2 separate regions of the Homo sapiens genome follow, and region 1 is linked to region 2. Evidence: chromatin loops called from intact Hi-C (ENCODE). Cell type or tissue: Calu3. All regions are shown on one strand. Links, peaks and the distances in the headings refer to the core of each region. The heading gives the core; the rest is flanking DNA. Region 1 holds the start of LOC100506253 (a long non-coding RNA gene). Region 2 has its middle 110 kb from the start of LINC02483.

Evidence for each region. Hi-C counts contacts between places; a loop is a spot of excess contacts. Peaks named below come from ENCODE experiments on the same cell type or tissue, not always from the same donor. Only the 100,000 strongest peaks of a DNase experiment are listed, where the experiment ranks them.
Region 1: it touches region 2 in a loop (7-fold over the local background); 1 of 110 quality-filtered maps calls a loop at or near these places.

Annotation. Positions count from the first base shown.
Region 1 is chr4:75,179,144-75,183,547 of GRCh38, reverse strand. It overlaps LOC100506253 (a long non-coding RNA gene), which reads left to right and starts at 2,252. Exons shown (of 3, transcript XR_109812.5): 1 at 2,252-2,744; 2 at 3,083-3,137. RefSeq lists an enhancer at 2,001-2,501. In Calu3, for the core only: no CTCF peak of the experiment used is centred there; a DNase peak (open chromatin) is centred at 2,367.
Region 2 is chr4:75,246,582-75,250,985 of GRCh38, reverse strand. No RefSeq gene overlaps it. Among named protein-coding and RNA genes, the nearest start is that of LINC02483, 110 kb to the left of the region's middle. In Calu3, for the core only: no CTCF peak of the experiment used is centred there; no DNase peak of the experiment used is centred there.

The DNA of each region.
Region 1 (4,404 bases), core at 91-4,090, 67 kb after region 2:
TGTTTGTTGTACAGTATAGTTTAAATCCATTGTTTCTTTGTTGGCTTTCTGTCTTTATGACCTGTCTAGTACTGTCAGTGGAATATGGAAGTCCCCACTATTATTGTATTGCTGCCTATCTCATTTCCTAGGTCTACTAGTATTTGTTTTATTAATTTGGGAGTTCCAGTGTTAGGTGCATATATATTAAGGATTGTGATATTTTCCTGTTGGACATATCCTTTTATTATATAACATCTGTCTTTGTCAGTTTAAACTGCTGCTGCCTTAGTGTTTTTTTTTTTTTTTTGGATAGAAGAATAGCTACCCCTTGTTGCTTTTGGTGTCCATTTGCATGGAATAAGGTAAAGGTAAATCCCTTTACCTTAAGTTTATGTGAATCCTTATGTTTTAGGTGAGTCTCTTGAAGACAGCAGATACTTGGTTGGTGTATTCTTATTCATTCTGCCATTCTGTATCTTTTAAGTGGAACATTTAGGACATTTACATTCAACATTAGTATTGGGATGTGAGGTACTATTCTATTCATCATGCTATTTGTTGCCTGAATATCTTGTGTTTTTTTCTTTAATTTTTATTGTTTTTTTTTTGTAGGTTCTGTGAGATTTACACTTTGAGGAGGTTCTATTTTGGTGTATTTTGAGAATTTGTTTCAAGATTTAGAGCTCCTTTGATCAGTTCTTGTAGTTCTAGCTTGTAGTGGTTAATTCTCTCAGCATTTGTTTATCTAAATAAGAGTATATTTTCTTCATAAATGAAGCTTAGTTTCACTGCATACAGAATTCTTGTATGCAGCTGATAATTGTTCTGTTTAGGAGGCTGAAGATAGGGACTCAATCCCTTTTAGCTTGTAAGGTTTCTGCTGAGAAATCTGCTGCTAACCTGATAGGTTTTCCTTTATAGGTTATCTAATTAGTGCTTTTAACTCATGGCTGTTAAGATTCTTTCCTTTGTCTTGACTTTAGATAACCTGATGACTATGCCTAGGTGATGATATTTTTGTGATAAATTTCCCAGATTTTCTTTGAGCTTCTTGTACTTGGATGTCTGGATCTCTAACAAGGTCATGGAAGTTTTCCTTGATTATTCCCTCAAATATGTTTTCCAAACTTTTACATTTCTCTTTTTCCATGGGAACACCCAGTATTCTCAGGTTTGGTCATTTAACATAACCCCAAACTTCTTGGAGGCTTTGTTCATTTTTTAATTTTTTTTGTTTTTTTTCTTTGTTGGATTAGGTTAATTTAAAAACCTTGTCTTTGAGCTCTGACATTCTTTCTTCTGCTTGTTTGATTCTATTGCTGAGAGTTTCCAGTGCATTTTACATTTCTCTAAGTGTGTCCTTTACTTCTAGATGTTGTGATTGCTTTTTATTTATGCTATCTATTACACTGATGATTTTTCCCTTCATATCTTGTATTACTGTTTTGATTTCATTAAGTTGGACTTCACCTTTCTCTGATTCCTCCTTGATTAGCTTAATAATTGACCGTCTGAATTCTTTTTCTGGCAATTCAGGGATTTCATCTTGGTTTGGATCTATTGCTGGTGATCTTTTGGGGGTGTTAAAGAACCTTGTTTTGTCATATTACCAGAATTGTTTTTCTGGTTACTTCTCATTTGGGTAGGCTGTGTCAGAGGAAATATTTGGGGCTCAAGGGATGCTGTTCAGATTCTTCTGTCCCATGGGGTGCTCTTTTGATGTAGTGCTCTCCTCCTTTCCCTGGGGATGTGGCTTCCTGAGAGCCAAACTGGAATGATTGTTATTTCTCTTCTGGATCTAGCCACCCAGCAGAGTTGCCAGGCTCTGGCCTGGTACTAGGATTGTCTACACAGAGTCCTGTGATGTGAACCATCTTTAAGTCTCACAGCTGTAGACACCAGCACCTGCTCTGGTGGAGGTGGCAGAGGAGTGAAACAGAGTCTGTGAGCGTTCTTAGTTGTAGTTTTGTTTATTGCAGTAGTTTTGTGTTGGTTGGCCTCCAGTCAGGAGGTGGCACTTTCAAGAGGGCATTAGCTGAGGTAGTAGAGGGAGCATCAGGTGGTAGGTGGGGCCCTAGAGCTCCCAAGAGGTTAAGTCCTTTTTCTTGGGCTATCAGGGCAGGTAGATAAAGACCATCAGGTGGGGGCAGGGTTAAGCATGTCTAATTTCAGACTCTCCTTGGGCGGGTCTTACTGCAGTTACTGCGGGGGAGGGGGGGTGTGGTTCTCAGGCCAGTGGAATTCTGCCCCCGGGGGATTATGGCTGCCTCTGCTGTGTCATGCAGGCCACCAGGGAAATGGGTGAAAGCTGGCAGTTATAGGCCTCACTCAGCCCAAAAGGCTGGTTTCACTTTCACTGTGCTCCCTCAACAGCACCAAGTTTATTTCCAGGCAGTGGGTGAGCAGGGCTGAAAAGCTGCCCCAGGCTACCAGCCTCCCAGCTGAGAAAGCAAGCAGGGCTTTTAGATTTCACCTCTCCCCACCTACCATGGCTTCTGTGCTGTGATTGCACTCCTGATTCAACCCCTCCCCTGATTTCTGTCGGGGAAACTTTGCATTCGGTCGAAATTGTTACAAAGTTCAGCTGGAAGTTTCCTTCCCTGTGTGGTTTCTTCCCGGTTCCTCTGGCAGCCCTCCCCAAGGACTTCTGTAAGACAAAGTCGGAAGTTACTTCCTTGGGGACCGAGAGCCCACAGGGGTCTTCCTACTGCTTCTTCTACCCCTGTATTTCACTCAGCTCTCTAAATTTGTCTCAGCTCCAGGTAAGATCAAATCCTTTACCCGTGATCTGGAACTTCAGGTTCCCCAGTGAGAGTGTGTGTTTGGGGGCAGACAATCCCCCTTTCACACATTGGGCACTCACAGTTTTTTGGCTGTCTCCAGGCGCCCTGCAGGAGCAATCTGCTTCCTTCAAAGAGTCTGTGGGTTATCTCAGCTTTCCTGTTCTTCTTGATTTTTGAATGTGTAAGGGTAACTCTAGAATTTTTCTCATCTTTGAATAGAGGACATGAAATTTTCTCTCCATGGTCTAGGGAGAGTTATGGCTCCAGGAAAGAAGAGAAAATGTATTATATTTCCCACTTCTCTTCTATCTTTGCAGGAAGGCAGGGATTTCAACCTGGGCAACAAGTCCACAGAACATGAGATTTCTGAAGGTGAGTCACATAGAACATTGACTGGGTTGAACTCAGGTCTGGACAACAATTAAGTACTGTAAATCTCTTGGAGGATATAGGCTTATTTCTTAAGTTATTATTACATATAAATGATAATATATGTAAAAAATATATAAATAATGATAATATATATATTTATATGTAAATGATAAAATAAAATATATATTTTATAAAATAAAAGATATATCTTTGATAAAATAAAATAAATGTAAATGATAAAATATATTTTTCAACCTAAAATTGCAATATATATAGTTGACCCTTGAGCAACACAGGTTTGAACTTCATAGGTCCACTTATAAGTGGATTCTTTTTCCATAAACGCATTGAAAAATTTTTTGGAGATTTTGACAATTAAAAAAAACAAACAAACTGCAAAGCATAGCAATATAGAAAAAATCAAGAAAAAGTATGTCATAAATGCATAAAATATATGTAGACAGTAGTCTATTTTATCACTTACTACCATAATATACACTAATCTATCATTAAAAGTTAACATTTATCAAAACTTACATACACAAACACAGACTGTATATGGTGCCATTTGTACTTGAGAGAAATGTAAACAAATAAAAAGATGTAGTGTTAAATCATAACTTCATAAAATTAACTGTAGTGCATACTATACTACTGTAATAGTTTTATAGCCACCTCTTGTTGCTATTGTGGTGAGCTCAAGTGTTACAAGTATCCACTTAAAATGCCACCTAATGCTAATCATCTCTTTGTAAGCAGTTTGTCTCTCCAGTAAATTGTGTATCACAGTAAAAAGCTGTCTCTCAAGTTTCTTGTTTATTTTTCATCATGTTTAGTACAATATAATACACCTTGAATAACACCATGGGACTCACATGAAGTGTGACTAGTGATGCTGGAAGTGCTTCCAAGAAGCAGAGAAAAGTTATGACATTACAAGCAAAAGCTCAGTTGCTTGATAAGTCCCATAGCTTGAGGATGTCAGGTGCAGTTGCCCACCATTTCAGATAGGCAATTCATCTTGTAAACAGACGACATAAACTTACAGTATTGATAAATACAATCCACTACTGCAAATTTATTTTCACATCCTTATGATTTTCTTAATAATGTTTTGTTTTTCCTATCTTACTTTATTGTAAAAATACAGTAGGTAGTATATATAACATACAAAATATATGTTAATCAACTGTTTATATTATCGGTAAGCCTTCCAGTCAACAGTAATCTATTAGTAGTTAAGTTTTGGGGGAGTCAAAATTATATA
Region 2 (4,404 bases), core at 171-4,170:
AGCGTGACACTTAACTTTCTGTAGTCTCTCACTTAAAGGAAGGTACAGAAAAAATAAGTTTTGATGGAGGGGGTGGAGGAAAGCCAACATAAGATGCACCAGAGTGGACTGTCTCAAAACACTCTTTAATTCTCCTACTGTAGCCCATATAGGTCCACCTCCCAGGGTACAAAGTGAGGTGGAGATGGGTTAGTAATTGATTTGTGCAGGGAGAGGGCAAATTGAAGATATCCAGCACAACCTCAAAAACTACAGAACAGTGCTAGTTGCATACAGTTGTGTTAGCTTATTGAGTGAGGAATGCTACCATTAACAAAATCTCTTCTTGACTATTTTGACTTTTATTCTCTGTTCTTTCACCAATACTGTCAAAGGATAGAGAAAAAACAGGAAGAGAAGTCCTTTGCCCTGACTCCAAGCCAATTCTCATACTCTTGATAGGTCTGTTCTGGATTTCACTCATCTGTCCATTTATCCATCCATCCATTTTTCCAAACATCCATACAATAAGCATATTTTTTCAAGCATTGGCACAATTTATTTTGTACCAAGTTCTATGCTGGGAACTGGGTATAAAAGAGGGGAAAAGTACTCAGTGCCTGCTTTCAAGAATCTTGAAGTCTTATGTCAAAACAGACATGCAAATAAATGATTATAATGTGATAAATATTAAAATTATAGACATCCATATAAAGATCATGGAAAAGTAAGGTGTAAACCTTCACAGTGAAGAAGTGATGCTGGAGTTTATACTGGAGTAGGAGCTTCTTATATGGCTCCTTTTGATGAATTAGAAAAAGGCACCCTGTCTGGGAAGACAAAATAGACAAAGGTAACCCTGCCACCCTGGACACAGTCTTGAGCCAGATGCAAGCACTGGTGAATCAAATTCAGGCTGAACGTCTCCTCCCAGGCCAGGATAATTTGTGCATCCTTCAGATTGTCCAGCTTTATGCGGCAGCTCTGTCCCTTAGATCTAATTCTCCACAGGCTGCTATATCAGGACTTCCCTTTCATTGGCTTAGTCTAAGGTCCTCCCAGAAAAGTGGATAGGTAGGTGGGTGGGGGTGGATATCAGCTTAACTCCCTCAAAACAAGGAATAAAAGAATTTTTTTTTGAGCCAGGTGGTGCTGATGTAAACTGTTATTTTTACTGCTTTGTCAGTGTGCCAGCAGATTATAAACAATCTGAACTTGCTCTCTATATGAGTGAATTCACATCTCAATACTTCTGTTGTTTCTTCCCTTTTTCCTTTTGAAGACTTGGAATAAAACTTCCATAGAATGAAGCAAATTTGATGTCCTTATTTTATTTCTTTTTTTGTCAGTAAACCATCAGGCAAAAGGATGCAATCTAAGGGAATTTATTGACACAGTCTTGTTGGAAATTGTGGTAGAGATTTAGAAAGCTCAGTCTCTGCAGTTGTTTATGAATATGGTAGTCCCCCTTATCTCCGGGGAATATTTTCCAAGAGCCGCAGTGTATGCCTGAAAACATACACTGCTTTTTTTCCATACATACCTTCCTGTGATAAACTTTCCCCTTTTTACTCAAAGGAAGCACTTTATGGCTTCTCTTTGGCATACCTGAATTGCCAGCATTACTACTTTTGTGCTTTGGGGCCATTATTACATAAAAAGAAGGTTATTTGAGCACAAGCACTGTGATACTGAAGTGGGTGATCTGATAACCTAGACAGCCACTAAGTGACTCATGGGCAGGAAACAGCACAAATACTCTGGACAAAGACAGGATTCTTGTCTTGGGCAGGAGGGAGCAGAGCACAAGATTTCCTCACACTACTTAGAACAGTGTGCAAATTAAGACTTAGGAATTGTTTATTTCTGGAATTTTTCAGTTTACATTTTCCATCCAAAGTTGACTGTGAGTAACTGGAATCTCAAAGGTAAACCGCAGGTAAGTGGGGACTACTGTCACTGCAGTGAGTTGCAGTGTTCCATTATTTTTTATTTCACAGGATGTTAGTGTTTGCGTATAGGGAAGGTGCTCAGCTTATGTAAACTAATAGAACCCTTTATGGTGGCCTGGTCAGGAAACAAAACACCATTTGAAATGATTGGAGTCATTTCTTACACATTTCCCTGTACTTGCAGCAGTGAGAAACTGGGCCACACCTTTGAGTGTCATTTTTTTTTTTTTTTTGGTATTATTCAATACATTTCTGACACAGGTTTTGGTTCAGATACATAGCTTCTCTCTACACAATGTGAATGATCATTGTGTTTTATTTTAATTCTATCTTTTCTGTCCAAGAGCTCAAAGGGAGACAAATCAGTTTTTCCATTCAGAAGAGTAGGAATGCGCAAAGTGAGAAACACTGGGGGAACATGGGGGAACAGAAGGCAAAGGAGACAGAGGTGTTCAGGTTGTTACCACAGGGTGCGGTGGACAGCAGACAGCTTTCTTATGGGCAAGTCACATGGGCTCTTGAGACTTAGCTATCTGTAACATTACCCAAATTAGAATGGGATTCGTTGCATTGCTTTCTTATGTCTTTGGCTTGATGCCAGTGTCCAGCATGCTCAAGAAATCTGTTTGTGAAAAGCAAGACAATAGTCAGCAAAGAAATGGATTCCATTCTTGGACAATGGAATTTTTATTCTTACTTTAGAAGGTATAATTTCAAGTGGCACCCCTGGTATTTGTGTTCATTCACAAATTTTGATGATGTTCTATTAAGACCCATGTTTCTTGCTTTTTCTTTAGAGAATAGTTGCCTCCGTAGCTTATGACTTCTTCCGCTGTACAAGGCAAAAGTTGGTCATTTTCTGGTCAATTTGTTCATTAACAACAAACAACAGTTTAAATCTGTCAGGTGGGAAATCCACATTGCCTAAATTAGCTGGATAACTGCAAAGACTCCTCTTTCCTTGAGACCGTTAGAAGTGTCTCTCATTGTTTGCGAGTGGCTGGCAGTCTTCAACACCATGACCCCCATACTACCTTTGACACCTACTTTTTAGCACACTGCAGCTCTGCGCACATGCCTGTAACCTATTATAAATGAGCACAATTTGAGATGAGTTGGTTGGAAAAAGAAGAGTAAATTTCATCTTCCTAAACCTATAATTTCTGATTTGGTTTAAAATTGGAAGGATTTAAATAAAATCTAGCTAATCAACAAATATTTAATGACTTCAACTATGTGCCAGGCACAAGAGTATATAGCAACGGACTTTGAGACAGGGGCTCAGTTCTCATGAAACTTGTCATCTAGGGGAAGAAGACAGACAACAACTATAAAATAAACAATGCAGTTTCAGATGGTGATCAATACTGGGAAAAAATGAAATAGAGTGATGTGCCCGTGGGAAGCTATTTTACGTTGGGTGGTCAGGGAAAGTCTTTTTGAAGAGGTGACTTTTGATTTCTTAAGCTATGATTTATTGTTATGATTTATATGATATTGCTATGATTTATTTCTATGCTAGCCTGAGTTTTATTTCTATTAACTCATTCAATCTACACAGCAGTCATATGAGAAAGTACTATTGCCTCCTTTCTATAAAAGAGGAAACTGAAAGATCCATTTGGAGACTTGACCGGGAACACACTGATGGGCAATTGTAGAGCCAGATTTGATCTCAGGGAATTTAGCTGCAGAATCTGTGCTTATAATCACTACATATATTGCCTGCCTTAAGCTGAAACCTGAAGGACTGAAAGAAGCCAGCCAGGTAGAGTTGAAAGCAGCTGTGTTAGGCAGAGGTAAGAGCCAGTGGAAAGTTTCTGAACAAGAAGGAGTTTGTGGAGTCTGAGGAGCAGATCAAAGACCACTGAACAAAAGCAGGAGCAGTGGGTGATGAGGGCTCAGAGCTCGGCAGAAGTCAGACCATGTAGGGCCTTGCAGTTCTTGGTAAGGAGTTTAGATGTAATTCTAAGGAAAGCCATTACAAGAAGGGAAGCAGTTCTGCCTTTAGACTGAACTAGAGGGGCCCCTGTCCTGGGCTCCATGCTTTAGTAAAACACACACACACACACACACACACACACACACACACACACACGTGCATGCACATGAGATTCTTCAGGCTCTAGGCATTGTTTAACAGTGAAAATGGTGATACAAATGATAATCTATAATCTTACATTAAAATGGTTTTAATACTTTCTGCAAAGCAATAATTATATGCAGCCTCATTAAAACATTTTAATGTAGTAAATACAATTTGAGATTTATTTTTGAATCTAAATGTTAACTTAAGAATTTTATTGGCTGGGCATTGTGGCTAACACCTGTAATCCCAGTGCTTTGGGAGGACAAGGTGGGAGGATCACTCGAGGCCAGGAGTTTGAGACCAGCCTGGGTAACACAGTGACATCCTATCTCTAAAAAAAAATAATTTTATTGACAATCCGGTTTGCTACTGTCTCAGCAGGAG